Linked DNA regions of Mus musculus: region 2 is linked to region 1. A link is a loop called in an ENCODE intact Hi-C map of the cell type or tissue named here. Cell type or tissue: heart. All regions are shown on one strand. Each heading gives the region's core, and the rest is flanking DNA. Links, peaks and the distances in the headings are about the cores only.

Region 1 (2,817 bases), core at 123-2,622:
ACTCAGCCCACACTATCAAAAGAAAAAAAAAGACGTTTACCTGGTATCATGCTGCAATACCAAGGAAGGCAGGAGTGTCTCACTGAGCAGCCTGTTTATTTATATGTGTCAAAAAAGTACATATGGGCCAGTAATAACCATATGTTTTTGACCAATCAGAGACATTCAGACCAACCACATACCTCCTTCATAGAATAATCACAGTCATTCACATTTATGTTTTGGAAAAATCACAGCTTTTCTCTTCAGCACCATTCACAACTATACCTTGGCTAGAACATCAAGGGATAAGCAATCCCTCTGGTAAAGATAGAAATTGTTGCAGTGCCTTCTTTAATTTATTTAGACTAATAATGACAAACATTTGGCACAAAGTGTTTCAAACAGTGTTGTCTATTCTGGGGATGGCAGTACACACCTGTAATCCCAGCACTTGAAAGTGGTGGAGGAAGAGCAGGAATTCAAGGTAGCTCTCATGTCCTTAGCTACGTAAAGATCAAAAATAAACAAAAAGAAGCAGCTTTGGCAGAGGCTGCTTTGCCTTTAGAATCCATGGCAACCACCTATGATTTTCCTCTAGTTGTCTATGAATATTGAAAAGAGCTGATGCTGGCAAAAGGGTAGTCTGGGTGGCTTTGGGGTTAGTAATCTTTTGCTTAAGCCAACAATGGCACCAAGTCTAAAGGGTGTTATTTAAGGAGTAAAATGTCCAAATTACCAATATCTTCATTTATCTATAGGAAAATGAGCATCATGGGTATATACAGTAAGAATTCAAAGAACTTAACACAAACACCAGTATTCAGTATTGCTTGAACAGTAGTTAATGTTTGCCTCATTTCAGAGAGAGAGAGAAAGAGAGAGAGCTGGCTCCCCTTTATGTATCTCATTATTATAAAATCTACAGAGCATGGCTATTTCTAAAACACTTTTCAACACATTTAATAATGCTGTTTTCTGTTTTAAATAGGTATTGACAATTTTCCAGTTCAATTTATTACTGAAAGCACTTCAGAATTCTAAGGTCTAAGGTTTCTATTTCCTGGAGACGGAAACAGGCCCAGAGTAGAAAAGGTAAAAACCTTACCAGTGACAGAAGACAGAATGTGCTCTGGAAACCAGTTGTTTGCACTCCAGACACCTAGTTCAGAATTTTCAGGAAACTGAGATGGACCACAAAATATAATATTGAATAGCAGTTTAAGACCAAGTCTTTAAGCCAGGTGTGGTTGCACATGCCTTTTATCACAGCATTCTCGAGACAGAGATTGGAAGATGCTTGAGTTTGAGGCCAGCCTAGTCTATAGAGCAAGTTCCAGAACAACCAACACTACACAGAGAAATGCTTGCTCAAACACCGCCCTGCAACCCTCCCCCCCCCCAAAAAAAAACAGTCTCCAGGGGTCCCTGATTTCATATCTCCGTTCTTGCGATTTTGAAGCTGTGTTAGTTTAAGCAATCTATTTACCAGTTTGTTTTCCTTATCTTGTAATGGGAACAACACTGCTTTCTGCCATCTGGAATTGTTGTAAATTTTAAATTAGTTAACATGAAAGAGTCCCTAGGTGCATGTACTGGTATATGCCTATAATCCTATAAACTCAGAAAACTGGGGCAAAGTGGATCATGAGTTTGAGGTGACCCTGAGCTACATAGTTCATTCAAGGCTGCATTACAAACCCTTATATTAAAGAATAACCTCTGACACAGTGATCTACATTTTCTTGTTGGCATGATTATATACAGTTTACTTTAAACCAATGACATGTGAGAAAGCATACCCAGCTAGAAGGTGGCTAAAATGTCAACATAATCACTGATGAGTTTTTATATTGGATAGGATACCTTACTTCCCTGTGCCTTAACTTCTCATCTGTAAATGAGGATAATTCTTAAGAGACAGTAAAGAAATATTACGTATGACTTGCTTCTTGTAAAATAGCAGGTAATGCGCAAGGGTAAGGTGAGTAATGGTTATATATAGCATGGTAGCTGAATGAAAAGAAGGAATACATTCAATCTGAAAGAAAAACAGGCTTGAATGTGTGGATGTTGTTTTCTTTTTCCGCAGTGAGGAAGAATGGAACCTAGGAGAGCAAACTAGGGATTTCCAATCCCCATTATCAGCACAGCCACTTCTTTCCCTCTTGCTAATACCAATACACCCACTAAGTAGCCTCCCTCTCTCTCTCTCTCTCTCTCTCTCTCTCTCTCTCTCTCTCACACACACACACACAAAATCATTCATGATGAATTCAAATGCAAACATCTTCAACAGCTATGTATGTTGTGGTGTTGATGTAGGGGTTACAGGTGTGTGTGGATGGACATGTAGATGTGGGTGTCAGAGGACAACATGGAGGAGTAGATTTCCACCATGTGAACTGCGGGGATCAAATGCAGTTCACTGGACTTTACAACAGGCATGTTTACACACTGAACCATTTCATTGGCCCTGCTACATATTTTTTGACAAATATTTTATTTGTCCTTTGAACATTTCACCCATATGTATGATGCATTTTTCTCTTTTTTAATATTTATTTTTCCATCATACAGTACATCCTGATATATGATGTTTTGATCATAATCTATTCTCACCTTCCCTTCCAAACTCTTCCCTACTCCAACACATCTCCCTCCCACTTCCATATCCTCCTTTAAAAATAACCCAGTGAATCCAATAAATAACCCAATGAATCTGATGAGTGCTGGCCATTTGCACACAGATGTGGAGCTGTCCATGAAGCGTGGCCAACCTACTATCAGCCATATTCTAAAATAAAAGTAGCAATCCCTTTCCCAACTGCAATCAAC
Region 2 (2,817 bases), core at 117-2,616, 700 kb before region 1:
TCAACACTGAATGGATCTTCTAGCCCAAAGTTCCAAAGTCCTTCCACAGTCCTCCCCAAAACATGGTCAGGTTATCACAGGAATACCCCACTATGCTGGTACCAATTTGTCTTAGTCAGGGTTTCTATTCCTGCACAAACATCATGACCAAGAAGCAAGTTGGGGAGGAAAGGGTTTATTAGGCTTACACTTCCATACTGCTGGAAATTACCAAGGAAATCAGGACTGGAACTCATGCAGGTCAGGAAGCAGGAGCTGATGCAGAGCCCGTGGAGGGATGTTCCTTACTGGCTTGCTTCCTCTGGCTTGCTCAGCCTGCTCTCTTATAGAACCAAGACTACCAGCCCAGAGATGGTCCCACCCACAAGGGGTCTTTCCCCCTTGATCACTAATTGAGAAAATGCCTTACAGTTGGATCTCATGGAGGCCTTTCCCCAACTGAATCTCTTTTCTCTGTGATAACTCCAGCCTGTGTCAAGTTGACACAAAATTAGCCAGTACGTACCCATTTATTAGTGAGTATATACCATGCATGTCCTTCTTTGACTAAGTTACTCACTCATTATATTTTCTAGTTCCATCCATTTGCCGGCAAAACTCATGATATCCTCCTTCTTAATAGCTAAGTAGTATTCCATTGTATACATTTTCTGTATCTATTCTTCAGTTGAGGGACATCACGGTTGTTTCCAGCTTCTGACTATCAGAGAAAAGGCCTCTATAAACACAGTGGAGCATGTTGCCCTATTGTATGGTGGAACATCTTTTGGGTATATTCCCAGGAGTGGTATTGCTGGGTCTTCAGGTAAATCTATTTCCAATTTTCTGAGAAACTGCCAGACTGATTTCCAGAGCAGTTGTACCAATTTGCAATCCCACCAGAAAATGGAGGAGTGTTCCTCTTTCTCCACATTCTTACCAGCATCTGCTGTCACCAGAGTTTTTGGTCTTAGCCATTCTGATTGGTGTAAGGTGGAATCTCAAGATTGTTTCGGTTTGAATTTTCCTGATTGCTAAAGACTTTGAACATTTCTTTAAGTGCTTCTCAGCCCTTTGAGATTCCTCTGTTGTGAAATCTCTGTTTAATTCTATTACCCATTTTTTGATTGGGTTGTTTGTCTTTATGGAGATTGTCACCTGGCCTTTATTACCCACTTATCTTCACCTTTAACCCTGCATTTGCTCCAGAGTAGATACTTAGAAAATAAGCCTATTCCAGTATGGAAATATGACAAGGTGTTTAAGAGTGATTGTTGCTCTTGTGGAGCACCAGAGTCCAGTTCTCAGTACTAACGTAATTCAGTACAGAGATTACCTATGCCTCTGACCCCCCCCCAGGAACATGAATTTATATGGTATTCACAAAAATATACACACATAAGCATACATAAAACACAAGAACCTCTTAAAATACTGAAAATGTGTGTTAAAATTAATTAATGAATTATGTAACAGGTGCTACACATGGGTTGAGTGCATGATACTTCACAGATCATCAGAGAGGACAGTGAACATTGCTAGAATAAAGCATGAAACTGTGAGAAAAGTATTTCCTTTTAGAAGTTTTGTTGGAAATGATAAATGATTCTGAGTGGCCACCAGGTGGGGACATTGCAGAGCAAATGCAAAGACTTGAGGCAAACAGCAGCACAAGCCATTCTTTCTGCTCAGAACTGCAGTTTACTTTTTTTTTTAAAATATACTACTTGTATTAATAATTTGGGAGTTTCACATTATGAACCCCTATCACACTAACTTCCCAGTCCTCTCAGGTCCTTCCTACCCTTGGCTCTCCACCCCCTCCCAACCCCCAAGAAGAACAGGGGAAATGAATGAATATAGGGGAAGAGGGAGGGAGAGAGGGAGCAAGAGTCCAATTTGTGTTGCCCATACGCTCCCAGAGCATGGTCAAACTACCAGTGCCTTAAAGAAAATAATTCTTCTCTACCCACATCCTTGCCACAGGCTATCAATTGTGGAAGGCTACATTTCAGCATCCTTACCACAATTTTTAAGATTTTTCTTTGATGGCTTTCTTTCTAGGCTGCTACATTTTGGGAGGGGGAACAGGAAAGTAGAGGTTATCACAGATACCTTCTCTCTCCTTTTTCCTCAATTGTGAGTCTGCAGTCATAAATACCATGGCAAATGTAATTTCCTTGCCCTTTACAGTGAGCGGGAGCATGAATCATGGATTTCCATGTGGTTTCTTGCAAGAGCATGGACCACAGCCATCCACACGATCTATGGCATTAACGTATTCTGTGGAGCTCAGCCTGGTCTCCTGTGGCAGTACACACCACAGACATCAACATGGCCTTCTGCTTCAGCAGAGGTCAAGAACATGAACATGGCCTGAGATGGTAGTGCAGGCCACTCATATCAACATGACTTCAGGTGGCAGAACAAAACAGAGACTTCAACATAGTGGGCTTTGGTATGCATATGCATAGAAGAATGTGTTGTATCTGCTTGAGCACACACATATACAAACACACACACACTAGTTGAAGAAGAGATAAAAGAGGTAATGAAATGTAGATGAAGATATGTGGGAAACTGTAGTGGAAGAGATAAGGGAAAGTTGCAGAAAGAGAGTGGTGGAAACTATGTAAACACAGCATAAATTTATTTTTTATTTTAAAATAAATATCAATATAAAAAAATCCCAGTGCCATATTGCTTAGACTAGAAAAAAATCATAAGAAAGCAAAACAAACAAAATATGGCAGAAGACATTCTAAAGAATAAAAGCACTTCAATATGCATTAGTAAACCTGATTTCAAATCATATGCAGAGCCATGGAAGAAGAATGT

Evidence for each region. A loop is a pair of places that touch in the nucleus more often than their neighbours do. Peaks named below come from ENCODE experiments on the same cell type or tissue, not always from the same donor. Only the 100,000 strongest peaks of a DNase experiment are listed, where the experiment ranks them.
Region 2: it touches region 1 in a loop (7-fold over the local background); 3 of 42 quality-filtered maps call a loop at or near these places.

Annotation. Positions count from the first base shown.
Region 1 is chrX:96,181,026-96,183,842 of GRCm38, reverse strand. No RefSeq gene overlaps it. Among named protein-coding and RNA genes, the nearest start is that of F630028O10Rik, 57 kb to the left of the region's middle. In heart, for the core only: no CTCF peak of the experiment used is centred there; no DNase peak of the experiment used is centred there.
Region 2 is chrX:96,877,717-96,880,533 of GRCm38, reverse strand. No RefSeq gene overlaps it. Among named protein-coding and RNA genes, the nearest start is that of Gm39527, 88 kb to the left of the region's middle. In heart, for the core only: a CTCF peak has its summit at 1,599 (motif pointing right); no DNase peak of the experiment used is centred there.